6 separate regions of the Homo sapiens genome follow, and all the other regions are linked to region 1. A link is a contact called in ENCODE Hi-C or POLR2A ChIA-PET data. All regions are on one chromosome and are shown on one strand. The core of a region is the stretch at or near the end of the contact, and the rest is flanking DNA. Distances in the headings are between cores, read along the strand shown. Region 1 holds the start of PRP4K (pre-mRNA processing factor kinase PRP4K). Region 2 overlaps CDYL (chromodomain Y like). Region 3 holds the start of KU-MEL-3 (a long non-coding RNA gene). Region 4 holds the start of SLC22A23 (solute carrier family 22 member 23). Region 5 overlaps CDYL (chromodomain Y like). Region 6 overlaps SLC22A23 (solute carrier family 22 member 23).

The links. Hi-C counts contacts between places; a loop is a spot of excess contacts on that map. ChIA-PET counts read pairs that join two places held with the same protein, here RNA polymerase II (POLR2A). Pooled maps may share reads with other maps.
Region 2: a pooled map shows a loop between it and region 1 (3-fold over the local background). The contact joins the enhancer-like site here to the promoter of PRP4K in region 1. A Hi-C loop is called at or near these places in 5 of 50 pooled maps. POLR2A ChIA-PET finds 5 or more read pairs at or near these places in 2 of 52 experiments (PC-9 and activated T-cell).
Region 3: a loop to region 1 is called in a map of dorsolateral prefrontal cortex, with 7 times the contacts of the local background. The contact joins the promoter of KU-MEL-3 here to the promoter of PRP4K in region 1. A Hi-C loop is called at or near these places in 1 of 168 maps with a recorded cell type or tissue (dorsolateral prefrontal cortex).
Region 4: a loop to region 1 is called in a map of B cell, with 4 times the contacts of the local background. The contact joins the promoter of SLC22A23 here to the promoter of PRP4K in region 1. A Hi-C loop is called at or near these places in 7 of 168 maps with a recorded cell type or tissue (B cell, CD4-positive, alpha-beta T cell, CD4-positive, alpha-beta memory T cell and 2 more) and 12 of 50 pooled maps. POLR2A ChIA-PET finds 5 or more read pairs at or near these places in 4 of 52 experiments (GM12878, HEK293, HEK293T and 1 more).
Region 5: a loop to region 1 is called in a pooled map, with 2.9 times the contacts of the local background. The contact joins the enhancer-like site here to the promoter of PRP4K in region 1. A Hi-C loop is called at or near these places in 1 of 168 maps with a recorded cell type or tissue (breast epithelium) and 3 of 50 pooled maps. POLR2A ChIA-PET finds 5 or more read pairs at or near these places in 3 of 52 experiments (H1, OCI-LY7 and Panc1).
Region 6: a map of aorta shows a loop between it and region 1 (2.6-fold over the local background). The contact joins the enhancer-like site here to the promoter of PRP4K in region 1. A Hi-C loop is called at or near these places in 2 of 168 maps with a recorded cell type or tissue (aorta and endothelial cell of umbilical vein) and 7 of 50 pooled maps. POLR2A ChIA-PET finds 5 or more read pairs at or near these places in 3 of 52 experiments (Caco-2, GM12878 and MCF 10A).

What each region holds. Positions count from the first base shown.
Region 1 is chr6:4,017,798-4,022,774 of GRCh38, reverse strand. PRP4K (pre-mRNA processing factor kinase PRP4K) reads right to left here and starts at 1,475. Exons shown (of 15, transcript NM_003913.5): 1 at 1,309-1,475. The coding sequence starts at 1,349. LOC124901245 (a long non-coding RNA gene) reads left to right here and starts at 1,608. Exons shown (of 2, transcript XR_007059415.1): 1 at 1,608-3,955. RefSeq lists enhancers at 233-292, 1,335-1,644, 4,174-4,223.
Region 2 is chr6:4,940,922-4,945,277 of GRCh38, reverse strand. It overlaps CDYL (chromodomain Y like), which reads right to left. Exons shown (of 7, transcript NM_004824.4): 5 at 1,522-1,732. Among named protein-coding and RNA genes, the nearest start is that of LYRM4-AS1, 61 kb to the left of the region's middle. Within about 2 kb of position 2,962, at least 10 of the 41 ENCODE cell types and tissues checked have a DNase peak (open chromatin) inside an H3K27ac peak, as active enhancers do; they include PC-9, where a contact is called at or near this core.
Region 3 is chr6:4,607,577-4,612,248 of GRCh38, reverse strand. It overlaps KU-MEL-3 (a long non-coding RNA gene), which reads right to left and starts at 1,684. Exons shown (of 2, transcript NR_122107.1): 1 at 1,437-1,684; 2 at 330-1,271.
Region 4 is chr6:3,454,786-3,459,546 of GRCh38, reverse strand. It overlaps SLC22A23 (solute carrier family 22 member 23), which reads left to right and starts at 2,497. Exons shown (of 10, transcript NM_015482.2): 1 at 2,497-3,641. The coding sequence starts at 2,988. It overlaps LOC643327 (a long non-coding RNA gene), which reads right to left and starts at 3,844. Exons shown (of 2, transcript NR_147844.1): 1 at 3,296-3,844. RefSeq lists silencers at 2,220-2,439, 2,500-2,729.
Region 5 is chr6:4,904,336-4,908,804 of GRCh38, reverse strand. All of the region lies in intron 2 of CDYL (chromodomain Y like), which reads right to left. It overlaps LOC105374897 (a long non-coding RNA gene), which reads right to left. Exons shown (of 2, transcript XR_926412.3): 1 at 2,181-4,469; 2 at 1-102. Among named protein-coding and RNA genes, the nearest start is that of LYRM4-AS1, 97 kb to the left of the region's middle. RefSeq lists a silencer at 1,646-1,695 and an enhancer at 2,066-2,125. Within about 2 kb of position 1,769, at least 4 of the 41 ENCODE cell types and tissues checked have a DNase peak (open chromatin) inside an H3K27ac peak, as active enhancers do.
Region 6 is chr6:3,400,831-3,405,740 of GRCh38, reverse strand. The region is part of intron 3 of SLC22A23 (solute carrier family 22 member 23); the gene reads left to right. Among named protein-coding and RNA genes, the nearest start is that of SLC22A23, 54 kb to the left of the region's middle. Within about 2 kb of position 2,425, at least 10 of the 41 ENCODE cell types and tissues checked have a DNase peak (open chromatin) inside an H3K27ac peak, as active enhancers do.

The sequences.
Region 1 (4,977 bases), core at 226-2,725:
AGAAACAGTAAGAGGTTAAAGCTAATTTAAAACTTCAGAATCCATTTGTTCTCTGCTAAGTCAAATTGTAAAAATAATACAGCAGTTTTGAAAAGCCCTTAATTAAAAATTCCGTTTCTCTGCCTAGCTGAGTAATGCAGATGATTGAGGAGCCCAAAACTGGATGCACAGCAATTAAGTGTCAGGTTGTCTGGTGGCAAAGATTTCTTCTATCGCTCAGTCACAAGTTGCTGGGAGACTATACCTCTTTCTAAGATGGCTGGAAACAGATCAGACAGTGCAGATGCAAAAAAAAACAAAAAACAAAACAAAAAAAAAAAACGGTCGCTATAGGAACATTGCCGTAAAATCCATTCTCTCTGTTAAGGTTCTTGTTTGAGTTTTCCTAACATAGACATGAACAGCAAAATACTGCTTTAAGTTAACCAATGGTTAACCTTTGCAGCATACACTCGTATTTTTTTTTTTTTCATTTTTCATTTGGCCGCATGGATTCTTAATGTTAGCTTAATTATAGACATAAAGTGGTTTGGCAGTAGCTAGCAATTCCCACTACTCCTTCCACTCGTCCTCCTAAAGAAGGGTTATAAACTCAGGCAAAAAAAAAAAAAAAAAAAAAATGCCAGGCCTCAAAACCAAAGACTCTATCTTACTTTGCCTCAAGTTTGCAAGTTGGTAAAAAAGCTGCCGGTAGGCACTCAAAACAAAACAAAACAATACTGGGTGACTGCTGGACTAAAGAGTACAAGGTGACGAGATCAAGTATCCCGCTAGCCACAGACTAGCTCTGGGATGGCCAGAGAGTGTGACCCCAGCACCTCCGCTCTCTGCTTTCAGGTCCTAAACTGACACCAGTAAAAGGACGACTGGGGGTACCGCATGAGGAAGAAAAGACTTAGGGCTTGGCCCGCCTGCTGCCACTGACCCTCGTGTCCCCAACACAGATGCCGCTAAGAGCTGCGGCCAGGGAGCTCAGATGGGTCCCCAAAAGAGGCATAGGAAAGCGCGACCTCACTGCCGCGGCAGCCGCCACGCGCACCGGACCTGTAGAGGCCGCTCGCGCCTACGCCTCCCGGGGCAACGACGCGCGGCAGGCCGCGGCCGCCTTCACCCCAGCAGCCACGGCCTCTGGGAGAAGGAAGCTCGAAGGCCGCCTGCTCCCCATGCCTCCCACCCCACAACGAATCGCGCCGGAAAAAGCAAAGTTTGACTCTCGCCGTTAGGCCCGAACTTTCCCGCCACCCCGTGCAGCTCCCACTCGGCAGTCCCCGGGCTCCAGCTTCTGGCCCACTCACAGAGACTACTTACTCTGGCTGCTCCCGTAGCGACTGGGTCTCCGCGGCGGCCATCTTGAACTTCCTGACTCCTCGGCGGCGGTGGCGGCGGCTCCCGGACGGTGGAGGGTAGGGGAAGTGGAGGAAGAAGGAAAAGAGCTGCCGCGCATGTGCCGACCGTGTAGGGAAGAGCTGGGTTCTGAGTCCGCGCTAAGAATCCGGATATAAAACCCCACGTCCCGGGACTAGCGCAGGGCGTAGTGTCGCAGCTTCCGGGAGCATGGTGGGCGGTGCTGCTAAGGATTGAGGTCGAGTGTCAAGCTTGAGCTCTTCAGTCAATGCTAGAAATGGACGTTTAGTTATTGAATCCCGCTAACGAGGGGAGCCAACAAGAGAGGGATGTCGGCATCGGGTGTGCGGTTCCAAGAACTGATTGGCTGTGGAGATTAGAAGTTAGGTGAAAATTCTCTTAAACTCGGGCAAACGAATTGATGATTTTTCCCCTGGTCGGTGTTAGAGACACAGTAAATGCTTAACCATCTCGCTAGACAGCTCAACTGAAGTGGCATTAACTTCCCGGGAAAGTGTGTAGAAAGGCATTTTTAAATACTGTAAACTCGAACGTAAATATCTTTTAATGTGGAACTGTTACTACATTTAACACTGAACATCTTTTCAACTTTTACATAGTTCAAGGGTGACACGATTCAGTTCGTTATTTCCGTAATTGGAACGTGTAATGTTTTTTGGCCCAAGTTGCGTTATGTGATTTTGTTTTCTTCTATAACGACTCTACAGTAATGGGGTAGAATGGAATATTGTGGGGAAAACATTTACTGGCTCTTGGAGAACTCTCAAAACCAATTAGGTTCTTTAATTCCTCTTTAAAAAAATATTTCTCGCCTGGCGCTGTGGCTCACCCCTGTAATCCCAGCACCTTGGGAGGCCGAGGCGGGCGGATCACCTGAGGCCAGGATTTGGAGACCAGCCTGGCCAACATGGTGAAACCCCGTCTCTATTAAAAATACAAAAAATTAGCTGGGCGTGGTGGCGCTCGCCTATAATCCCAGCTACTCCGGAGGCTGAGGCAGGAGAATCGCTTGAACCCGAGAGGCGGAGTTTGCACTGAGATCACGCCACTGCACTCCAGCCTGGGCGACAGAGCAAGATTCCATCTCAAAAAAAAAAAAAAAATTATCCATACTTTGGAACCTGGAAGCAGCGTGACGATCACTTTCATTCTTGTAATCATCTGAGTTTGCCTTTGTCCTAGAAAATTGAGTTCGGAATCTCCAGACTCCATACATATCTCTTGATTTCCAGGGGAGAAGGGTTTTAAATGTTCTTACAAAATGTCTCTTGTTGCCTGAATTCCAAACGTTTTGAAATGTTAGGGCCGGGCGCGGTGGCTCACGCCTGCAATCCTCTAGCACTTTGGGAGGCCGAGGCGGGCGGATTGCCTGAACTCAAGAGTTCGAGTCCAGCCTGGCCAACATAGCGAAACTCCGTCTCTGCTAAAAATACAAAAAATTAGCCGGCGTGGTGGCGCCTGTAGTCTCAGCTACTCGGGAGGCTGAGGCAAGAGAATCGCTTGAACCCGGGAGGCCGAGATCGCGCCATTGCACTCCAGCCTGGGCAACAAAAGCAAAAACGCCGTCTCAAATAAATAAATGAAATAAACTTAGTAAACTATTTTTAAATAATGTTAAAATTAACGGTGTACGTAGTAGAACTGTGAGAGATCTCATCTTGGAAATAGAGTGATATACTTGAAGGCAAGAGATTGGGTCAGGTACTATTAACACGTTTTACACATGAACAAACCGACACTAAGAGGTAAGGTAATTTGCTTATGATTGAGTTCCCAAGTACAAAGCTGATTTTTGAACTAAAATCTGACTCGAAAATCTGCTCTTTTCTTATCAGGCTGCTTCCTACAAAAATATAACCTCGCTTAGCATCTGCTTGTTAAGCATCCACCCTCACAGCTCTTTGGCATTCAAATGTTTGTTGAGTAGGGGTAATAGAGCACTACGTTCGAATCAGAAAATGCCTTATTTTTCCTTGCTTGCAAGAGCCTATTATAAATAAATGCCTTGTTTTCGCTGTGTCTCTTTCTTGTTGTCGAGAGCTCAGGCTGGTCTTAATTTCTGCAACCATAGTATTATCTCCCAGGTCTCCTTCTGCCCTGTGTATTTTGCAGTTATGCTTTATGTGGAGATGAAGCATCCTAAGTGTGGAGAACGATATATGGGGCCCGAACAATAGGTGCTGAAGCCAGATTGTGTGACTAAAGTTGGTATTTGAACAAACCAAGTGTTTATTTTTTTAAAGAGCATGGTAAAAACTAAGTTTCAAAAATCGATGCTGGCAAAAATTTCCTTGAAAAAATTCTCACCAAGTTCACTTGCACGGTACTACCTGGGGAATGAAACACATTTGTCAAGGACACGCCCAAAACTATGTTGCTGTTGTAATTTTCAAAGACTGGGAACTGCGGCAGGGGGAGTTACAATTAAAGCAAACATCGGCGTATCAGTTTATTCATTCAGCAAACGTTTATGAAGCAACAAACGTATGCCCAATATTTCAGTCTTGCTGCTCTTCCTCCCCAAATTCAGGAACCTTTGCAACGGAAAGCGGCCTCGGGCAGGCGCCTTTTGAGCAGAGGAGTAAAACCGGTAAGTCAGCAGTGGAACCCGCCTCCCCGGAAATCCTTGGAGGGGGCGGGGCCCTGGGGAGCGCGCTCTTCCCAGCGGCAGCTGGGGAGGCGCATGCGTACTTGCGTCATCGTTGGGTAGCAGCGGGGAGGCGTGGGAGGATCTGAGGCCTGCGGTGGGCCTTGGTCCCTTCTCTCCCCGCCCCGAAGCCGCCTGCTCAACCTGAGGGCCACCGGCCTCTATCCGTCGGTGCCGATGCTCCTTGCTTCCCAGCCAGAGCGTCTCATCTCTGGGCCCGGAGCCCCAGGCTCGTTCTCCTCAGCCCCTGCCGGCGGCGGCGCTCTTGCAGCCATTCCTGTGAGGTCGTTTTTCGGAGCAGCCGGGCCGGCCGAGGAGTAAGTAGGCGCCAGAGTTCTAGCTCGGGCATCTGCCTCGGGGCCCTGTCGCCGCCGCGCCCCGGATCCTGCGTTGGTCCTGTCCGATAAAGCGGAGGTCGGCCCTGCTTGCTGACGAGACCGTAAAAACCACGGCGCTTGGCGCCCTGCCGCCGCCACACCACACCAAAGTGTACCTGCCCGAGGCTGGCTTCGGGCGCGAGCTTGCATTTGTGACTTTCTCTTACCGTCTTTGTTTGCTTCGTTTTAAGTATTACTTCCAGATAAGGGACACATTCTCGAAATACTTTGAAAACAGTTTTGAATTTTGTTCCTCCCGTTGAAACGGATTAAATTTGGACCTTTCAAGCTACACTGTGCAATCATCAATCTCAATAAGCTCTTAATAGGCTCATTCTTCCGTAGGCTACAAACAAAATAAAGATCATAACATCCTGCGGAGGAAGCCATTGGTCCATGTAGAGTCGCCAGATGTCAATTAAGAGTAGATCGCTTTTCAGAGAATACTTAACGACTCTGGTTTAGACCTAGACTTGGAACTTTGAGGTGTTTGGAACACTGGGCAGAATTTTCCTTTGTTACAAAACAAAGTTTATGAGAACGTAATTTGTTTTTGTTGTTTTTGTTGTTAGTATTGAAGCAATTTTG
Region 2 (4,356 bases), core at 1,713-4,212, 920 kb before region 1:
CCCATAAACCTTCAGGCAGCTCTCCCTAGGTTAAAAAATGTCACATAACATCTTAAGATGACCAAAGCCACTGACAATGTGCTAGTCACTCAACTACAAACATGATGTGAATTTCACCAGCCTTCCCACTCTTGTCCTTTCTCTGGCCCAGGAGCCCATCCTGGGTCCCTGATGTTCTGAGCTGTCGTGTCCCCTTGGTCTCCTCCAGTCTGAGACGGTTCCTCAGTCTTTCCACGTCTTCTCCGACCTTGGCGCTTTGGTGGAGCACTGCGGGTGTCTGCAGACTGCCCCCCAGTCTGGGCCTGACGTTCCTCATGATGAGACTGAGCTGCTGCACCTTCAGGAGAAATCCCACGCAGCGACGAAGGCTGTGTTCCCCTCAGTGCTTCATGTTGGCTTTTGTCTTATTTCTGTGAACTCTGACCACTCGGCAAGGTGGTAGCTGCCAGGTTTCTTTACTGTAAAGTTACTATTTTTCCCACTGCAAATAATGAGAGGATCCAAATATCCTTTTTCTCATCACACTTTTACCCACTGATTATAACATCCAGGTTAAACATTTCAGGTTCTGGCCTGCAAGTTATTGCTGCCTAATCTTCTTCCTCTAAGTTTCTCCCAGAAAGAAAGCCCCTTGGAACCTGAAGGAGCTGGCCCCCAAAAGGTGCATCAATGATCTGAATGGCCCTGGGGTGAACTGTGGTGGACATGGAACTGTGCTGCCATGATCGCTCCTGGGGAGGCCTGGCTGCCTGGCTGCGGGTGCTGCTGTTAGCAGACGGCCACAGGGCGCCTTTAGGGATGCCCTCAGCTGTAGGGAGCCACCTCGTCCAGGGTGCAACGCTTCCCGCACATCCCACCCCTAAGGATGATGGGCATAGTATCACTTTGACCTCTTCCTCTGTGCGGTCCTGCTTCCTTCCCATCCCTTCCACAGGTACTGACTACCTGCTAATTCTCCACGTGCCAAACTCATCTCAGTGTCTGCTTCTGGAGAACCTGACCTGTGACACCACCTCCTGCCCTATTTCAAGGACTAGAGAATGAGATGTGAATAACTGCTTGATAAATCACAAGCTACAATACAAACACAAACTACTATAATGAACGGATTAAACAGTTAAAGAAATAAAAACACACAATTATATGGACGACAACCCTCTAATCCTATGTAACTTTGCTCCCTCTTAAAATTGCCTTCTCTTAAAAGTGCAGTTTTTAAGTTATTAGGTGAAGAACTTTTCAATTGCAAATTGTTGGTTGGGTTACTGATTGGGTATTTACTAACAGTAGATATCCATGTGAATTATGCAAAGTGGTAGGCTCCTCAGTGAATGAAGTCCTTCTCTAGGGAATGATGCAACAAAGGTCAACAACGTCTATGAACCCAAATCTGAATTACAAGATGGAAAGTCCCCACAGAATGACACACTGTACAGCTTTAGAAAAACAATAACCAAACTAGATTTCTTCAGGAAGCTTTCTAGAATGACTTTTTTTTTTTTTTTTTAAAAAGGTACTCACAGATGCTCCTCCCATTATCTTGGGAAACATAACGGTAGAACAGCCATCTGGACTCTGTCCGAAGGTGGTATAGGGTGTTTGAAACCAAGCCTTTTCATTAGCCCAAACCACATCGCAAAGAGGCAATATAGATGCTCCTAGACCAATGGCTGGGCCATTGACTGCTACAATAATGGGCTTCTTAAATTGAATGAAAGTATTCACGAAGTTTCTAAAATGAAAAATAAATGGGGAATTACTCAAAACATTGCATATTTGAGCAAAGGAAAAGTCTATTATGGAATTCAATTTACCAAGATGTAAATGCTACGGAAATCCTGAAGACTTGAGATTTGTTTAAGGCCTTCCCCAGCAGTTGTGGACCCTAGACTTATTTACTACGTGTTGTAAAGGTTTGGTGACAGCCTGGAGCCCACGCATGTAGTGGCTGTCACTACAGGCCCTACGTGAAGGCCACAGGGTAACATGCAGCCATGAGCTGCACTGGAATTTGCAGGTGGCTCTCGGGCTCTATAAACAACACATCTTGCTCCCCAACCTGTCTTCCCTCGAAGACACAGGAGCCCAGTACATATTCTGGGCTTCACAAGACAAATCAAGAAGCTGTCACAGAGGAAATCTGGCCCAGGGCATACTAAGACTGCCTGGTGTTAAGTGTACGGTGGTGGATTAGGGTTCACAAAAACCCTGGGATCTGGGTCTGGCCTTGGTTCATGATTTCAGACAGCTCACTGATTATCTGGCAATAATTGCTATTTCCTGAGTTTATGTGGAAGTGGACTGAACAGTCTGGGGGATACAGAGACAAGAGTGTCACAGGCTGGCTCAAGACATGCGACCTGCAAACAAGAAGAGCAAACAGCACAGGGCTCAGGCCTGTACCCACATCCTGCTCCACTGAGGGCTGGAGGGTACGGCTGCAGCAGGAGTTCGGAGGACAGTGGGGTCAGGCGTGGGGCAGCCTCTGCACAGGACAGAGGTTTAATAAATCAAGCCCATGCTATTTTGGGATTTGCTTTAGATCAGGCTGGAAAAGTAGGCTGCTTTTCAATGTAGGGTAGCTTGGTGTCATACCACTTTAGGAATGTGCATTTTCTTCCCCTAAATACTAGAAGCTGATCTTATGCTCAGAGGTTGTTTCTTGTTATGATTTCACACAGTGGAGAAAAGAAGAAACACAAGATAGTCCCTTCAGTGCAGGCTGAGTTCTAGATCAGAAGTGCAGAGTAAGGACAGCTTTTCACTTGCTGGATTCTAAACCTGACCCCCATCTTTAATACTGAAAATAACAATCTAGATGCTCTCTACAATTCAGCAATTTAAAACCACAGCAATCTGTTCAGATCTTCTCTGAAAATCATGACTCAGCATCTGAGATAGCTCCCCACTCAACTCCCCGAGACACTGACGGATGACTCATATTTTTTGGCAGGGGCAGGTCAGGGAGGTGAGGAGGGTTGTGTCTGTGTGTGTATGAACAGGAGAGTGAGGAATTGCAGAGTTTAGCGGCTGGACCTCAGCCTAGCCCCCAAGGTTTGTGGGATCTTTGCATTGAGCAAGAATTAACTCATTCAAATGAATGAGTTGCACTAAGTCTTTCTAAATGAGAGAGCCTGAGGCATTCTTAGAAAGATCACACTGGGGTTTAATGATCAGAGTGTCAGACAACCTTTTAAGCAGACTCTTGAAATAAGCCTAGAAGAACTACATGAAGCTATTTCAGTTGTGTCATCTTTTGAAGATATGGGGTCAATGACACAAGATGGAAATACATTTCCTAGGCCCAGTAACTGATGACTCATGAAAAGGTAAAACTGCTGAACTGTCTCTCAATGATAAGGAACAGCTGTTTCCAAAATCTGAGTAGCTCCAATTTCATCTGCCTTATGGAACAGAAGGCAAACTGTTATAGCCGTTGCCCAGGCTGACATCTGGAAACCACGGATGGGGCAATAAATTAACATAAAAGCGATGATCAAAGTCAAGGTAATAAGAAGGTAATTCTACAGAAAAACAGTAAAAGGAATTATTTCATATATCCTTGCCTCCATGCCCATATATTTGTATAAAAAAATCTGCTTCTAAAATATTAATAGATATTGGTAAGTCGAAACTTAGATTTTGATAGGCTGAAGGCATTTTTTGGAACTGAAATTTTATTTTTACTTTTGCCTGGAATGGTGACTTCACCTGAAGCTGGTGGCTCTTTCTGGACGGGGTATGAATGAACCAGCATGCTCTGGAGCAAAGAGCCCCTTCCCTTTTCAGGGAATGGGAACTGGCCATTCTGAATAGTGAGCCCTGAGATGCCAGAAATGGATGTGGTGCACACAGAGACTCGTTTTGTTTTAAAAAAGAAAACCTTTACAGAAATGCTTTCTCTGCCTAGTAGAAACTTCCCAGGACCATAAAGGCTTAACCAAGGGAGCTGCAAATCAAGGCACAAGGAACCAGAGGCGAGGCAGGGGCTGCCTTCAAGCCTGGGACGGTCCTCTCCCAAGTAGCCCCTGCTTCTGTGGGCTTCAGCCAAGTGTGTTTTAAACTTGAAATCAAAATGTATGAACACTCAAATGTTTGCCATGCAATGTACTGAAGTTAAATTTGTTTCTTTGGAATTGAATTCAAGGCTGTTGTTGGGTATGGCAGGGAAGGAGGCTGATATTTGCCACATAATTAGTCTAAAAAGACTTTATAATTAAACAAAACTCTTCCTTTAAAGGACATTTACTAATCTGGAAATATCAAACAGCTGGAAAATCACATAAGATGTAGGGACTGTCAAAGGAACGTTTGGGGAGAAGGAGGCAGCAGGGACCTGAAGTTGGGCAGCCAGTG
Region 3 (4,672 bases), core at 435-2,934, 590 kb before region 1:
CTCGGCTCACTGAATAAGTGTTGACTATAGAAAAAAAGAGAAAATTAGAAATGGTACCTTGACTCTACACTTCTAACAATCGCAGTCTGCTGTATTCTGGTAGTTTCCTGATGCGAAGGACGTTAAGCAACGTGTGTGTGTGTGTGTGTGTGTGTGTGTGTGTGTTTTAAATCTAGGATTGAATACAGACCATCTATTTTGGGTCTGAATGACCCAGTCTGGCAGTGGGTGATCTCATTCCATTGGACAATTTGGTCCAAAAAGCATTTCATTAATTACACTCAGCGCAACAACTTGCCCAGGAATCTGCTTCTGTGCTTGGAGAATAATCCCACTTTATAAACAATCCACTTTATTTAGCACAGGCCTTCAAGAAAACACCAGACACTGACATGATGAATTGCTCTCTTGGGAGCACGGGTGGGTGAGACTGGGGAGGAGGATGGGAAGTGAGAACTTGGTCCGTTTACCGGAAGACAGCAGCACACAGATCTGCTTGCACCCTGTACCTCATTGTCTAGGATAACAGGATTCCACAGCCTTGCCCTGATAGAAGCAACTCGGCAATTAATGGGTTGATGGCCCACAGTCCTTCCAAGGAAAACCCATGTTTGCTTGCTGCAGCCACGTGGACAACAGGCAGGCTCACCACAATGCCTGCAGGCCCTTCCTGGTCTCTCAATTTCACTCCTTCAACAAGCGTTTAGCAGATGCCTCCTCCTTATTACCTTCTGTATTAGGTGCTGGGGATACACTGGGAGAAGGTTCTTGTTCTTAAGGAACTTCTGATCCTACAGCAAGCCAGTGATGAGGGGAGAAGTGGTAGAATGGGGGGGATTCACAGCATGAGCACACAGAGGAGGGATACTCACTATGGGGCAGGGAGTGGAGGCTGGTGCTTAGTCGTCAGCATTCATTCTCTGGAACTCTGTGGACCCGTGCTTCTATATTTGCACATAGTAAGTTCTAATTTAACCATGAATTTTGGAAAAACCGTGATCATAGAGTTTCTTTCTCTGTCTTCCTTTCTCATCTCTTCCTCCTTTCTCTCTCCTTATGAACAGCGGTCTTTTCAAAGTTAGCCCATAGGATTGGGACCAAGCCTGAGATTCCAAACAGTGTTGGAGAGGGTGGAGTGTAGAGAAGCACCTGAGTCTCATGGTGAAGTTAGAGACAGGGACCCCGAGGCCTGGCATGATTGGAAGCAGGGCACAAAGATGAGTGTAGAGCAGAGGCCAGCGGGAGGGTAAGGAGCCTGGAGGTCAGGAGGCCTGCAGAGGGGAGAAGAGCAGAAACAGGGTCGGGAAGTGCCCCAACCCAGCAGTCCCTGCCTCCGCAAACAAGACTTGCTGGACACCAAGGCAGCCTCCTGACCTGACTTGCACACCAGTCACACACTTGCCTCCCAACAGGAATGACTAGACTCCGGAGCTCACCTGAGGCCTGCAGGTAGGAGCTGGAGAAGGATGAGGTCGGGGCGAGGAGTTCGCGGAAGCATTGGCAGGCCTGGACTCTCCTTTGCGCTGTTTCGTGGTTTATTTCCCAGCTCTAAACAAGGACGTCCTGCAAACTTCTGATGGGTTTGGTTTTGTGGTAACTTCTTAGAGAGCTCAGAGCATCAAGGAAGAACATTTCCTCAGGATGCTGAGGCGTGGACTGGCTTTCATCTCAATTTTCTTCAGCTGATTTCCTTCAATGTTGTTTTTCTCTTTTGAACAAAAGAATATGCTGTTTGTTCGGTCACATGGACTTGTGGTTACTCACCCGTGGAAGGAGGCCACCCCTCGAGACTCTGGCAAGAGCAGGGGAAATTCCTTTCAACACCAGCCCCGAGGAATTCTCATGATCCTGGTTTCCATTTTGGTCAAATTAAAGATGAAAGGACTCGATCCAGCACTGAGGAGGACGATAGTTTTGATTCTGAGGGAGACACAGCTAGATGAAAAACCAGGCTAACCTTTTATCTGGTATGAGAGTGGAGAGGCACATCCTGTGACAAATTGAGCATCCATTGTGTGAGGAATTCCTGCTTCAGGCCCCATCTCAGAAATCAAAGCCTTGTAGGTGAGGAGAAACAACCGTGAGGCGGCAGGTTTATTTATTTATTTTCCCACCAAAGTCTTAGATAACTTTACTGGGTGCCTGCCTTCTTTTTGGTTTTGTGTTTGCATAATTTTAGAAATGCCATTAGGAATAGCTGCTTTCCTAGAGAAAGTTTCCAGTTGGTAAAAACAGGACAAGCTGTTTTCGATAATCATGAACCTTTTCATTTGAAGGGTTCTTTTCCATACTCCTGACTCCCACCACCTCTGATATAGGTAATTCCATGAACTTTAGCACTTCTTGATTTGGTATTCTTTAAAAAATTTTAAATTGTGGCAATATACACATAACATAAAATTTAACATCATATCCAATTCTTTTATTTTTAAAAAGATTTATTTATTTATTTGAGATAGGGTGTCGCTCTGTTACCCAGACTGGAGTGGAGTGGTGTGATTACAGCTCACTGTGGCCTCAACCTCCTGGGTTCAAACAATCCTCTCACCTCAGCCTCCTGAGTAGCTGGGGCTACAGGCTCACGTCCCCACACTGTTTAATTTTTTAAATTTTTTGTAGAGATGGGATCTCACTATGTTGCCCAGTCTGGTTTCAAACTCCTGGCCTCAAGCAGTTCTCCTTCCTTGGTCTCTGAAAGTGTGGAGATTATAGGCATGAGCCCCTGTGCCTAACCTCCGGAAGTCTTTCCATCCTCCCGAACTGGAACTCTGTACACGTTAAATCCTAACTCCCCACTTCCCTAGCCCCACTCTGCAGTCCCTGGCATCCCCTTTCTACTCTCAGTCTCTACGAGTTTGACTAATCTAGGACCTTATATAGGTGGAATCAGCAATACTTGTCATTTTGTGACTGGCTTATTTCACTTAGCATAATGTCCTCATAGATTTGGCATTCTTTTACTTTGTCTTTAAAATACTATTTCCTCTTAACATCCAAGGGCTAACTCATTTAAACTTTGGAAAGGTCATCAATAAAATTTAAAAATATTTCCTAAGCCTGGAAATTGTAAAGACAAGTATGGATCTGTGAAACACCCTATTGCTTGCAGCAGAGCGGAACATCTCAGAGGTGAAAAACCAAGTGAAGAAGAGGCTCGTGTTAAGTGGCGCCAGCTGGGAACGTCCTGTACAGTAGGGCGCTGAGCCCTCAGGCCCGCAGCCAGGGGTAGGGGATTCTCTGCAGATGTGCCCTCCTCATGGCTGGTGCCGGTGGTCACGCTGCTCTCCTGGGGCCGTGGCGACAGCTGTCCATGGAGTAGGGCTGGCAGCGGCTCTGGAGGGAGGCATCTGCCCGGGCTGTCACCGGAGTGAAAGAACAGGAGGCAGCTGCGCAGAGGCAATGGCAAGGACAGGAGCAGAGGACACAGAAAAAACACCCTCGATCTCCTTGTGTGCTTTCCCCCAAAGCACAGGCCCCAGCCTGGTCATCGTGCCTCCCCAAAGTCAGGGAATACCCCAGAGGCTGTTCCTCCTCTCCGTGTTCAGGCCTGGCAGTCTGTTCTTGGACAGAGAAGGCTCATGCCAAGGCAGCTGCCCGGCAGTGTCACACGAATGCTGGAACAAGGGGGGCTGGGTGAGGACACCAGACCATTCATCTCACAGACACGGCCTTTAAAAGCTCCTTGAGGTTTTCTTATGTCTCAGTAGCAATGCAAATAATCTCTAAGAACCGTGACACCATCTTTTTCAAAGACATGTAATTTGCTACTGTCAATAACACGGATTTCCCACCCGAAAGAGCCAATGTGTTTTCTCGCTATTTATCAAATCTTTTATACTCTGATGACTAATGGAAAATACAATGGCAATTTGTTACTGTTTTGGCATTGTTTGCTATCAGAAGTGACACTGGAACAAAGGGGTAATAAGTTATGGTTGCATTCAAAGTTTATTCTCTCCTGCGGGAGTATACACACTCACATATCAATAGGAGTTGATAACTATAATGTGTGTAGCCTTTATGAATTATCTGTGTAATAATTTTCACTTTAAAAAAGCATGTTCCCATCCGTCAGTTCATTTCGGCATCACGAGAATGTTTATGATATTGTTTCAGTTGAACAGAACGAGACTTAAAGGAGAAATGGCTTGTCGAAGGCCCTATAGGAAGTCAATTGGGGCTAAAATTAGGTCTCCTGAGTCTTAAACCAGGGCTCTTTCCACTAAACTGTACTTGAGAAGAAGGTGTCAGAACCACAGGAAGCATGGTGAGAGATGTGTTTCTTTCTCCTGCTGACTTCTCCCCAGCCCCAGCCCAGACAATTCTGAAATGTTAGAGTAGTGATTGCTTGAGAACCAAGGGGACTATTTGGCTGAGCTGTTTAAAATTGCCGTTTTTAAAAGATTAAAACAGTCAAATATCAACAATTGCAAATGTTTCAAACTAATTGCTCTCCCCAGATTTATATAAGGTTATATTTCCCGTGTAGCGTCAAATTGGTCTTTTTATTGGTTAATTTGGCTGGTCGCTTTGCTTTCAATTTTGCTGCCCCTTGGTCTGAAACAGCCAGTGACCTCAGATCATTGTTTTAGTGGCTTCTGTAACCAAATCGAGCCAATTATAGAGGCAGCTGGCCAAACCATGCAATTAACCCCAAGCAAGGCAATTCAGG
Region 4 (4,761 bases), core at 1,248-3,747, 560 kb after region 1:
ATAAATTGAAGGCCACTTTATTTTAAAGTAGTTACACTTTAATCTTCTTGACTAGATTTGGTGGAAATATCAATCCAGGAGGAATTTAGGGAAACCTCTAATCTAATCAACAGCTTAATTACAATGCCTGGGTCAGTGCTGCAGCTAGTTAATTTCAAACATTTTATGTTGCCTCCTTTTAGCTTCAGTTTTAGAGGATACCATTTTCCAGTGTGTCCCTAAATTCTAAGAATGTACCATTTGAGGATTTTTACCACCTTTTGCGAACAAAGACTAATAACATCTTCACAATGAAACTCTTTTCCTAGGGCCAGGGCTTCTCCCACGTAAAAATGCACATTAACAAACATCTTTGTAAACTCTTCCCTATAGTTGCCCCTGTATGATGAAATGGAGAAATCCGGTAATGTCCAGTCAGAAAATCTGGGTTCAAAACCAGATATTTGGCTCAGCTGGGGACCAACTCTTTGATCTGGTAGTCAGTCACCTGATCCTTGCTGTTTCTCTTTGAAAGCCCACTTCTTGGGGCGCTGAATGTGAGGACTGAGTGAGAGTGTGAATTTGAAAGCCAACTCTGAAACGCTGGCTATGATAGTTATTCTGATTGGAAGGGCCATTAAGGTCAATGGCAATGCTCCTTTTGTGATCAGTTACAAGAAAACAAATGGGTCCTTGTGACTGTGGGGGAAGGGAGGCAGAGCCAGACACAAAGTGGACCTCTTCTGGAAAATCAGCCACTGAAAGGAAAATAAATAAAATCCGTAAAGTTATATTTCAATTCAAAAAGAAATGTGGATTGTATGTAATGGCAAGAGGAGCACTGGTAATAATACATGTCTAACATTCATTGCGCACTTACTCTGTTCCAGGCATGGAGGTCAGAACTTTGCATGTATTAGCTCTTCAAATGAGGGGAGGAGAGGGAAGGAAAAGAAAAGTTAAGCTAATAAATAATGTGAAGTTGAAAAATTACCACGTACACAACGTGCACTATCGTGTCCCCCCCCGCCCCAAGCCCCCAGCTCTTTATATATGTGGTTTCCAGACCCATTTCTCAGCGGTCTGGTGTCTTTTGCAGCCCTTAGGGCCCCTTCCGCCCATTGTTATCTAATCACCCCTTCTCGGCCACGCAGGAAGGTCCACAACCTCCCCTGTCCCCCAAGACCCGCCCCCCGGCAGCCTTCAGAAATAGTTCTCTGGTACGTATGTGCCAGCATTTTATGCAGTAAACACATGTTGCCCTTAACACTGAACTGCAGGTTAAAAATGTATTCCACTAAATTGTGCAGCGGTTAGCTGAGCAAATAATGAAAATGCAAAAGAATACATTCAGTATATGGAGCTTAGAATATATCCTTTTGGAAAGCTAAACATTTTTTTTTTTTTTGCCCCAAATAAGACTAGAAATGGATTGCTCCATTTAAGACTTCCATTAATAAACTTCTCAGAATATGAAATGCCTCCAAAATGTGGGGACGCTGGGTTGAAAGGTGCCGGATAATTCTCTTTGGTGCGTGCGCTGGGTGCAGGAGGAAATATGCTAATGTAGCCGTTTGCCGCAGGGCTGGTGTTATTTATACAGCGCTGGCTGGGCAAGGTTGGCGCTGGAGCAGGAGAGGAGGGAGAGGTTTGTCTTCTTGTGTGAGAGTATAGATGTGTGCGCCTGTGCACACGGCGTTCCAAACGTGAATACAAGATCTTAGGGAGGGGGTGGGGAATGCCATCACGTTTATACTGTGTGTATTATAACTTGTGTTGGAGATATATCCCAGCATCGTGCTTACATCGCATGCACTTAGGAGTGGGGGAAGAAATGGCGATTTGGGAGTGGGTGCGGCGGGTCGCAGGTGGCCAGACACTGCGGGGGACTGGCGACCTGAAATTGGCAAAGGCGCCTCCTTGACCCTGCTCCACGGACACAAAAATCAACCTTATTCGCTCCTGGAAAAAGCGCAGAGGGTTGTTCCCGAAGGCTGAAGACCCTCGGGCTTGGGACTGGGAGCGGGGCGCGGGCAGCGGGACCGCCGGGCACCTCTGAAGAGACAGAGGTCACGGAGACCTGGCGCGCGCGGAGTGGGTGGGGGGCCCGCGCGGCTGCGGGAGCCCAGCCTCAGAGAAGACCCGGCCCACACGTTCTCAGCGCACGCCGACTTTGCCGGGACCCGTCGCCGGCCGGCGACCCCTGCTACGCGCGTCTCCTCCTCCCCCGCCCCGCCCGGCGCGAAACGGGCAACGGGCAGGGGATCCTCCAGCCAGGCGGGCCCGGGGTGTCCCGTTTCCCCCGCCCCCCTCCCGTGGATCCCGGGCGGCGGCGGCCGCGCGTCCGGGCTGGAGGGGGCGCTCGCGAGCAGGAGCCGAGCGCAGCAGGTGCCGCGGTTACCTCCACCTCGGCGGGGGGAGAGGGGGCGGGCCGGGGGGCAGGGAGGAGGGGGAGGAGGAGGAGGAGGAGGAGGAGTGGGGCCGGCTCCAGGAGCTGGAGAGCGCGGCCGGCTCGGCAGGCTGGGTCCAGAGCTCGCGGCTTCCGGGAGGCGCCCGAAGTCGGAGAAATACAGCGCGGCCACCCCGGGAGCAGCAGCCTTTGCCCGCACCGCCGCCCGCAGGGCCCTGAACCGCCGGCAAGGGCGCGGGCCGGGCGCGGCGCCGGCTCCTCCTCCTGCCGCGTCCGGCGCGGAGCAGCGGAGAGCGGCGGGCTCGGCAGCCGGCGCCCGGGCCGCGGAACTGATGAGCCGCGGCGGCTGAGGGCCCGGCCGGCCTCTGCCCGCCTCTGCCCGGCGCCCGAGCGGGGCCGCAGCGCCCGGGGCGCGGGGTCCGGCGGGTGACATGGGGGCGGCCTGACGCACCCGGAGCCGCCGAGCGCTCTCTCTCGAGCCGCGGGCCCTCCTCGGCGGCAGCGGCTGCAGGCGCCTGGCCCGGCGCGCTGTGCCCGGGGCGCCCGCGGAGCCTCCGCCGCGCTCTATGCGCCTCTGCGGGAGCCGCGGGCCCGGGCCATGGCCATAGACCGGCGGCGCGAGGCGGCGGGCGGCGGGCCTGGGCGGCAGCCGGCCCCGGCCGAGGAGAACGGCTCCCTGCCGCCCGGGGACGCGGCGGCCTCGGCGCCCCTCGGGGGACGCGCGGGCCCCGGCGGCGGCGCGGAGATCCAGCCGCTGCCCCCACTGCATCCTGGAGGCGGCCCGCACCCGAGCTGCTGCTCCGCGGCTGCGGCCCCGAGCCTCTTGTTGCTGGACTATGACGGGTCGGTGCTGCCCTTCCTCGGGGGCCTGGGCGGGGGCTATCAGAAGACCCTCGTGCTGCTCACCTGGATCCCGGCGCTGTTCATCGGCTTCAGCCAGTTCTCGGACTCGTTCCTCCTGGACCAGCCCAACTTCTGGTGCCGCGGGGCCGGCAAAGGCACCGAGCTGGCAGGGGTCACCACCACAGGCCGGGGCGGGGACATGGGCAACTGGACCAGCCTCCCCACCACCCCCTTCGCCACTGCCCCCTGGGAGGCTGCGGGCAACCGGAGCAACAGCAGCGGCGCGGACGGAGGCGACACACCACCCCTGCCATCCCCTCCGGACAAGGGGGACAACGCCTCCAACTGTGACTGCCGCGCATGGGACTACGGCATCCGCGCCGGCCTCGTCCAGAACGTGGTCAGCAAGGTAAGGGCCGCAGCCGCCCAGTCCCTCCAACCCTCTCCCTGCAGACCGAGGTCCAAGCCCGAGCCAGCGGGAGAACCGAAGTCCCCAAAGTGGTGGTGCTAGAGTGTGTGTAGGGCATTCCGCATTGGCTTAATCTCCTTCCGTCCCCCAAACCACATGCCTTTACTTGGGTGTAAAGGGAGCACCATAGCCTTTACTAGTTTGCACCCAAACTCCTGTCCCAGTACGCGGATGGAAAGCGCGCCCTTCCCCCACCCTCGGGGCGAGGCAGCTGACCTGTCACCAGCCCCCTCTGGAGGAGTCGGACTGGCGTCGTTCAAGGTCTGCTGGGGGAGTCGGGACCACAGCCCTGTTCTGCCCGGCTAGTTGTCCCTGGGTCTCCCACAAAGCAATAGTCTTCCATCTCGCACTTGATTTTGACACAGGTAAAGCCTACTAAAGAACTGGAGAGCCAGAGAAGCAAAGACTCCTGCAAATCCCCAACCCGCAGCCGATGCTTAGTCCTCCCCAAAGATATCTGACTTTAGGCTTTGCTACCCCAGTGTCTCCTCCCATGTTTTCTCAGCACTTCAGTAAACATCACTACAGTATAGGAAGGACGCGGAGAATATGTCATTTGGGTGTTCCCCGGCCGTCACCGCTCTTACACAGCAGCTGCTTTGGGCTGAGGCACTGAGAACGGGGGTGTGCTTTAGCTGAAACATGCACCTTGTCCTCTGAGTCCTGTAGCTAAAGCTCCCTTGCAGAGGTATTGCGTGGTGTGAAATGTAGCAGAAGGGAGTTGTGAGACAAGTGTGAAGGCCTAAACACAGAGTGGGCAATGGTGGACACTCAATGCCCCTAGACAGCTGTAATTTTATTCTTAACATATAAGAGATATCAAGACATTTGTAGTTTTGCTCCTTGTGTCTAAACTAATTAATTCACATTTTAAAGTAAATACAGACTCTCCTCCACCCCACCCGCTACCCATTCTGGGCTGTTCTGGCAGAGTTTTAAATGCTTTGTCGAAATGTATGAAATTGGACAGTTTTAAATAGTCAATGTGCATGTAACCTCCTCCCCCCGTGTGCATTGGTTAACAGTTGTAGCTCATGGATGTGTAAGATAAACTCTTACA
Region 5 (4,469 bases), core at 520-3,019, 890 kb before region 1:
GATGTGAGAAGCTGCAGGGCAGAGGATGCATAGCAGGTCAGGAGGTCAAAGGACTGCCTGTGGGCTACTGGTTCTCCTGGATCAGAATTTAAAGTTCCATTTCTGCAGGATGGAGGGGAGAAAATGGGGAAAGAGAGACGTAAGCTCAGAGGTGACGTATGATCTTGTAAGTACTATTTAAAAGTAGAAGCATTTATGCTTAAAAAACAGACCCTGGAAGCTTGGAGAGCCAAGGATATAGGTTGCCTGTGGGGGGCAGGAGGAGAGGGTTCTGAGGAGGTATTTTCAATAAGTAGCTAGCTTAATCTGCAAAGCTAAAGGCTGAGCAAACTACAGTGAAATTAGATACTTCCTTAAGCAAATTTCTAAAACAAACCTCCAGCTTCAGCCCAGATCAGTGTTTCTCAAACTAGGGCCCAAGGACATACCACCTATCCATCTATGAAACACCAATGCCTAAATCCTGTGCTCGCACCCTCTGATCATCTACACGGCCTGGATGGCCTGCCCGGTTCCGGACCCTTTCCCATCAGGTTAACCAGGTGCTGCCAAGGATCACCCATAGCTATGGTTCTGAATGGCTCCCAGGACAATCACTGAGGGACCACACCCATCTCTGCAAGGGAATGCCTGGGTACTTACAAAGCTGCCAGGAGAAACAAGAACTTGTCATGCAGTGTTCCTCTAACTAGGGTGCTAGAATTTTCCATGTGTTTGGCATTTCAGGGGTCCACACCAAGTACATTGAGGAATGACAGCCCATGAGCCCCCTGACAGCAAGGAGGGGCTTTTATGTGTCTCTTTCCTTATGGGCACCAAGTGGGGTGGTAGAGAACACGGAGCTCAAGGGGGGCCAAACTGTGGAACTGATGGTTCTGTCTAACAGAGACGTTTAGGACATGCTGAAGAGCAAAGGATCAAGGGAGAGCATCTAACTGAACACACCATGTTCTAGAGGAGGGCAAAAGCTACTCAAAATCCAAGACAGGAAGCTGACCTCACCATAACAGCAACCTAAAAGCCACAATGTGCTAAGTTTTATAAATACAGTAACAAAAACTATATAGTAATTTTGAAATCCGGTTTTGCGATCAGTTTTGAGCATCCGAGAATACTTAAAAACCGTATTAGAGGCTGGACATGGTGGCTCATGCCTATTACAGGCACTTTGGGAGGCTGATGCTGGAAGATTGCTTGAGCTCAGGAGTTCAAGACTAGCCTGGGCAAAACCCCATCTTTTGTAGAGATGGTGAAACCCCATCCCTACAAAAAATACAAAAATTAGTGAGGCGTGGTGGTGCACGCCTGCAGTCCCGGCTACTTGGAAAGCTGAGGTGGATCACCTGAGCCTGGGAGGGGGAGACGGCAGTGAGCTGAGATGGCACCAGCCACTGTACTCCAGCCTGGATGAGACGGAGCCGGACCCTGTCTCAGAAAAAAAGAAAACACACAAAAACCCACAAAAAAGCTGTATTAGAGCAAAACTCTGACAGTCAGCTTTTCTTCCAATCCTTCCATAACTCATGGAAATGCAGGCTAAAACTGCAGCAGGGTGGTCTGTTTTCCCCCCATCTCCCCTTTCTGTAGGAGGACAACCTGGTAACCCACTGGCCCTACAGTGATCCAGCTCTTGGGGTGCACCCCTGACTCACTTGAGCTCAGAGTAGCAGCAGTTTCTAATGTTACACAGTAATGTGCAACTCTGAAGATTGTGGCGAGGTGCCACCCCAGGCTGTCACAGCGTTACACAGACTCTATAATCAAGAAAACCCAGTGTGGAACTGCTTATTACATGCACATGAGAAAACCCCTTGTGAAAACTGGGAAATGCACACATTAGACTGCACAATATACATTCCTAAATGGCAAATTTCTGTAAACAGTGATTAATAGAACACAATACATTTAGTTTAGACCACTCACTGAGAACATATTAACAGAAAAAATGGCACGTGGAAGACTTTGCAAGTAGAAATTTTACTAGGGCAACCTCCTTCTCCCCCAGATAAAACGAAACCAAACCAAAACTCAGACTGAGTCTATTTTTACACCACTCTTCCTCTTGGTTTGCTGTTATAAAGCTGTGACAATTTTGATAGCTGCCATAGTTTTAGAATTTTTGTCCCATCAGATAAGGTTTATCTGAAAAACCAAAGCACAGAAGTTAAACTTATGCTTACTTTCCCTTTGAAGTCCATAATAAAAGAGTGGTTCAAATCACGGAAATCAGAAGCAACCGATACACTCTGTACGCAATGTCATGCCTTCCAAGGCTGGTCTGGGCTGTGTGGTCCTGTTCTTTTTCTCCTGTGGCCTTCACGCTTGTACTGTCATGAAGCAGGTACAGAGGCAGCCGCACTCCCAGAGAAGGGTCAGAAGCTGGCAATCCAGCAATTAAACAGTGTGATCTTCCGCACTCACCTAGCTGATAATGCTCACGTTATGCTCTCATGGTATTCCTATACAATTCTTATGTTACTTCACCTTTAGAGGTAATGCCAAGCATGGGAAACAGCTACCAAACTTTGCTGAAAGTGTCATGCAAGAAAATGCTACAATTACAATGTGAACATGGAATACATAATTTAAAACTACATTAGCAAGATGAAAAATAATCTCCATCCGGTTTTCCATTCAATAAAAGTCATATCATCCGCCCATGGGAGAGGCAGACTTTCTCTTACCAGATAAAATGTACAACCCTCTCACCATTAGCAGTGTAGTAATTAAAGCTGTAGACACTCCTCCTTAGAGACCACGTCATCTTACCATTTGATTTTACAATTTTACTAGGAGGAAGTTACTTCTTTCAAGGCTTAAATCACTGTAGAAACAATTCCCACAATTACTGTTGACAGTAGAAAGGTCCTATGTAAGAAATTACTCAATTGGTGAAATGTATGTTTATGTGGGTGAGGGATCCCCTAAAAGCCCTGACTTGATCCCTATGCAATCTATGCATGTTACAAATGTGCACTTGTACCCCATACATTTAAACAAATGAAAAATAAATAAAATAAAAAGGGGAACAAATAAAACTAAAAAAAATGAAAAAGAAGAGGTCCTACAAAAATGGAGGCAAAGACTTGACATAAGAGGCGTGCAGCATGCAGAAAGCCAGTGCTGGGGGCGAGTGGCTCCCAGCCACTAAACATGGCCCTTCGGCTCTGACCCAGGCAGTCAACGGCTTCACTGGTGTAATTCTCAAACATGAATTTTATGACTGATTTCCCCTTTCACTACTTCAAACTCAGCAGTTCATCCTCTCCCACCGACTGCTTCTAAATATCCCCCCACTGCCCCTGCGGAATTAAGCATGCCACTTCAGAAAAGACGCTGAAATGTGGCCTGCCTTTGTCACAGAATACATTTCTCACAATCAGCTGAGCAGCTGAGGAGACAGTTCAGGTCTGTCTCGTGGGAGGAGAGGCAGGCACCCACAGGCACATCGTGTCCGAAGGCTCAGGTCAACCCCGCTAAGTTGGTTGACGGAGTGTCAAAGACCAATGAACACAGTCCTTTAGACCAACGAGAATTCCTGAGTGGGTTTAACATTCCTATTCAGGCTGGAGAGGGTTGAAGAGAACAGCAAGCCATGCGCAAACTCACTTGTGTCAGCATCCTAGTCACGTAAACCCAGGTTCAGTAAGACGGACACACGGTCACTGTGACAGCCAGGTTACTACTGGGCTGGCTTTGTTTATCCAACGTGGACTTCTCTGACTTCAGCAGTTCAGATCACGCTAGGGGTAGAGCACTGGGCCGTCTGGGGCAGTGGTCGCCATCCTAATGCTGTCTCTGAGATCAGCAGCTCACATAGGGACGGCCGATCACACAGGCACTGCGGAGGTGTTCTTGTGATTAAACACCTCCATTTCAGTGCATGGACTCTGTGATAATTATTTCTCAGCTGGAGGTCGGGGTGGGGATGAGGGGGACACAGTGCACAGCTGTAGTCTAAGTGGCTAACACGGGTCCTAAGTACAACCTGTAGCTGTACGATGAGGCCCAAAGCCGTTTACAGCTTTTCTCCTGGCAACACGCTCCCTCTCCTTACTGCACAGACATAAATAAGAACTTAAACTGCAGACAGAAATGAGAGATGACTATGACTGAGGTAACTGGGCTGAAAGTATATTTGAGAACCTAGTGTGTTCCCATTAAAAAAAGTTCTTTTTAAGCACAAACAAGTCTTAAATAATAAAGTAGGGAGGACAGACCAGATGTTATCATAAATAAACCTGATTGTGAAATGTTATCTTCCCAAAAGCCAGGGCAGGGAGGGGCGCAGTGAATGGAAGAATTGAGCATCAAATCCACTTGCTCGGAAGAGCAAATACATCGTCCAGAAAATAACCTGCAGTAACAAACACTTTGGAGATAAGCTTTAAAATGTTTTCTTAATATTTCCTATTAAGGATGCCTTGGCAGATGCCATTTATGATCCTAGACTGAGAGCCAATTACATC
Region 6 (4,910 bases), core at 1,176-3,675, 620 kb after region 1:
CTATCCCATATATTTTTACACTTTGATATTTCCCTGAACTAATATTCCTTGCAACTTATTTCAGTCAACAGGATCTTTAAGCATCAGCACTATGCTATATATGTAAAAAAAAAAAAAAAAAATTTGACTGAGCCAAATGGCTCCACAGAGTGAGTTGTCAAAGTGTGGAATGAAGAGAATGGAGATTGCCGATGTCAACTAGAAATGGCTTCAGCTACCTTGTGGGCTTCTGGGGAGCAAACATTTGCTCTGCATTTGGGTGAAGGGAAAGTTTCGCATGAATACGTGCTCGGTCGTCTCTTTGTCTCCACCCGGTTTCCCCATCTTCAGATACGTGGGCCTTCCCAGTAGCAGCAAGTTCTCAGGGCAAAAAGCCCTTCTCCTGGTGGGACCAACTCCACTCACAAGGCTATTTCCACCAAGGAAATGAGTCAGAGTTTACCGAAGGCCTTTGACAAACTTTTTTTTTTTTTAAATTTTTTGAGACAGTCTCGCACTGTCGCCTGGGCTGGTGTGCAGTGGTGCCATCTCAGCTCGCTACAACCTCCGCCCCCCAGGTTCAAGTGATTCTCCTGCCTCACCCTCCCAAGTAGCTAGGATTACAGGCACCCACCACCACATCCAACTAATTTTTTTGTATTTTTAGTAGAGACAGGGTTTCACTATGTTGGCCAGGCTGGTCTCGATCTCCTGACCTCGTGATCCGCCCGCCTCGGCCTCCCAAAGTGCCAGGATTACAGGCATGAGCCACCGCACCTGGCCGACAAATCTTTTTTTTTTTTTAAGCTTCAAAGGAATTTTGATTTTACTGAGGTTCAGATGGGCACAACAGGGAAATCGGAGCAGATTGAGGTCTCTCCATTGGTCATTTTCTTCACTGGAAACACATTACTAACCCTGCGGGCAAACTGCGAAAAGCAAAGGAGTAAATTTCTAAGCAAAAAGTAACAGGGCATTTGCTCTGTACCCCACTGTCTTCCCTTATCCCACCTCTGAGCAGTCAGAGCTTCTGGGCTCACTGCAGGGTAAGTAAGAATAGAAGCATCTGGTGAGGCAGTTCCAACCCCTGGGAAGGCGAGAATGCTGTGGTGGCCAGTTAGGCAGGGCCACTGGTCATGGGTCAGAGCCTGGAGGGGTGAGCCATCCAGCAGGGAGCCACAACATGCCACTGAAGACTGATTTTTCTCAAAATTGTGCCAGTCCTTCAAATAAAAATTTACTCAGGCCTTTCTCTCTATCTCTACCTATATGTTCGCCAAAACCTGGACTTTTCTTTCTATAGACATTTCTCTGGAAAAAATGCAAATGTCTCTAGGGCATGTAAGGATATATCATCTCACCTGCATATTAAAAATGGAAATGTGAGGACAGAGAAAGAATAAGCGGCCAGTGGCATCACTGAGACCCATCTGCCCAGTCTTCTGTCCAGAAGTCTGTGCAAGAAAACATGTAGCTATTGCCTAAATGTACAGATAGGCTTTCCAGTGCATATATCTTTTGGTGTTTTGAATTTGGTGAAGGTAGATCTATGTCCAAATCAGAGGAAAATAGTAGCAAATACTCGGAGATATCTGGGCATTTTAAAATTAGAGTATTTGGATGCTTTTCCACACAGGGGAGGCTGTTCTTAAACTGTGCGTCAAAACCTTACGGACTAGGTTTTTTCCAGACTGGAATTTCAGTAGTGTGTCTGTGCTTCATTTGAAACAAAGCTGTTCACTACTCTAAAAGGGGAACTGAAAAGATCTGAAAATCAGGAGATCTGAGCTGGATTGCAGACTCCACAGTTGACTGACGGTGACCGTGACAGATTGTGAGATCTCTCTGAGCTTGTGTCTCCCTCTCTATAAAGTAAGGGATGAGATTTAAACCAAGTTTTGTGTAGCTGTGCGATCGCTTCCTGGGATAACTCGTGGAGAAAATGAATGGAAAACAAAACAAATGGAAAACTATTGAGCTTCAACGTAACTTCCAGTTTTAGAATTCTATGGCTTTTGAATTCTTAGCCATTAGCCTCCTTCAGTGTTGAAGATTTCTTGGGGTGGGAGTGGGGGCAGTGAAACCAGGGGTGCTTCCTCTTACCCCCCTAGATGTGCCAGTCTCAAGTCCACACTAGTACCTAGTGTTGTTGGACTTCCATCCTTCCTCGCTGTGTGGCTGCTGCGCCAGTGCCGATCTATAAAGTGAGCTGGGAAGAGATGCTGTGATAGGGTAAGATTAATGGTTAACAGCTTCCCTTTCCCCAGGGTTCCAGACCCTGCCCTCATGTCAACAACCTTGCCCTTGCTGGCCCCTGCTGGAAATCCTTTCCTGCTTGCTCCATTCGCCTCTCTTACCACATGTTTGCTGGCTGGAATCCTATTACACTCCCTGGGAGTTTTTTTTTTTTCCACACCTGGACAGACAGGATGGGACCTGAAGCTAAAAGCTGAGTCGACCAGAAAAAATTGTTCAGGAGTGTAAGAGAGCAATACTGGGCTGACTTTGTTTTGTTTTATGTTCTTAAAAGCAAATTAAAAGAGGAAATAAATCAGTCACCTTGAAAACAAGTAAAAAAAAAAAAAGCAAAACATTAGGCTTCTTGAAAACATCCAAATGTATCTAGTGGGAAGCAAAATCATTACTGGTTTGCCAAGACTTGCTGTTATTGAAAAGACAGACTCTTGGCTGAGAGCACAGAGAGAAATATAACTCAAATGGTGCAGAGCCATGAAAGTTTGTTGTCAACAACTGTTTCTCAAATCAGCGCATCCTGCCAGATAGGCTCTGCTACAAAGAGTTTAAGTTTTAGTTTTTCATGACCTGCCCGGAAGCACAATTTTCTCCTTTGCTCATTTGCTCCATGAACATGTGAGGACCTGTCGGGTGCCAGGGGATGGACAGTTGGTTCCTTGATTACATACTAAACCCTTGCCATTGTTGAGTGTTGAGGACATAGAGGCAAGTACGTGCTCCTGCCCTCTAGCGCACTCAGAGTTTAGTGAGTGAAGAGGCAGAGACACACCCTGCTGGGACAGTGAGCACCAGAGGAGACTCCTGAGCTGTGAGTTCTGTGGGGTCAGGGAGAATAGGTGTTTGCTATTTGCAGTGGGTGCTTAGATCCTAGAAGAGCCTAGTGTACTCTGGGTAGTATAGGTGATTGGGGTTGGCTGGAGCCTAGTGCACTCTGGGTAGTGTGGATGATTGGAGTGGGCTGCAGCCTAGTGCACTCTGTGTAGTGTGGATGATTGGGGTTGGCTGGGGCCTAGTGCACTCTGGGTAGTGTGGGTGATTAGGGCTTAGCTAGAGCCTAGTGCACTCTGGGTAGTGTTGGTGATTGGGGTCGGAATCTAAATTATGAATAACAAAGCCAAGGAAGGAGGATGGAACAACACACACAGACCTATCCTCCATGACCTTAAGGTAGTGGCAGGCCACTGAAGGATCTCAATTGAGAAAGATAAGCCTTAGATGCATGTTTTGGAGAAATGTCTCAGGCTGCAGTGTGAGCAGGCCAAAGAGGAAAAGAAGGCCAAGCTAGGAGCTGGGAGGCTGCTGTGGTAGTGAGGCGAGGAAGAAGAGCCCGAATGAGGGCCATGGCCATGGGGCAGGAGAGACACTGAGGATGCAGAATCACAGCCTCAATGACTGAGGAATGGGGAGAAGGGTGAAGGAGGGCCAGGGGACTTGCCTGGATACCTGGAGAGGGGATTTTTCTCTGAATGGTGATAAAAGGGATTCAGCCCAAGCATTCTACTCTGATTCCAAATCCTGTAGAGTCTGAAGCTACCGACCACTCCCTTCCTCCCATGAGTCTGACAGGGGAAGATGATGACCTCTGTTTCAGACCTGGTAAGCTGATGGAGACTTAGGGCATCTGAGAGGATTGATTTGCCAGGAGATTTGTTATTCAGAAGTTCAGGAGCAAGGCCCCCGTGTCCTCAGGATGAAGGTAGCAACTAAAGGTTACCAGAGCTGAGCTCACCCAGGGGCTCTGTAGCTGAGCAACAAATGGGTGGAGGTAGAAGAACCAGTGGAGAGAGACAGGGAGGAACCGACTGTGTGGTCAGTGGAGAGTCAGACCAGGCTGGTTACCAGGGAGCCAAGGAAGGGGCTGACAGCAGAGTCAAGTGATGCAGGACATTGAAAAATGTCCTTTGGGCATAGCAAAGATTGCCCAGTAGGTCAGAGGTAAGTGTGGCAAAGCAACTTTAATTCCATGTAGTGATTAATGTAATGTGAATTATTTCGAGCATAGGTTTTAATTTATGTATGCCTCAGAGAAGCACTGTCTTGTCCTATGCCAAGTATTTTAGAAAGAAAGTTATATTTTTTTTTTACTGTGGCAAAATATACATTACATACAGTTTACCATTTCAGCCTTTTTTGTTTTGTGTTTTGTTTTTTGTTTTTGTTTTTGTTTTGAGATGGAATCTCACTCTGTTGCCCAGGCTAGAGTGCAGCGGCACAATCTCGGCTCACTACAACCTCCATCTCCCAGGTTCAAGCGATTCTCCCGCCTCAGCCTCCCAAGTGACTGGGACTACAGGCGCCACCACGCCCGGCTAATTTTTGTATTTTTAGTAGAGACGGGGTTTTGCCATGTTGGCCAGGCTGGTCTCAAACTCCTTACCTCAAGTGATCCACCCACCTCGGCCTCCCGAAGTGCTGGGATTACAGGCATGAGCCACCATGCCTGTCCCATTGCAGCCATTTTTAAGTGTGCACAATTTAGTGATATATTTCCATTGTTGTGCAAGACAATGTTTTTTAGAGTGTTAGATGTTCATTATTATTGAGCAGAAAAAAATGGAATTGGAAGGCAAGTCGGTAATGCCTATTTTTGCTTAAAGTCACCTGAAACATGATATTCCCGTGACTCAATAACTGGATATTCAGTTACATTTAGTACAATTGAGTTGAGTTAGAGA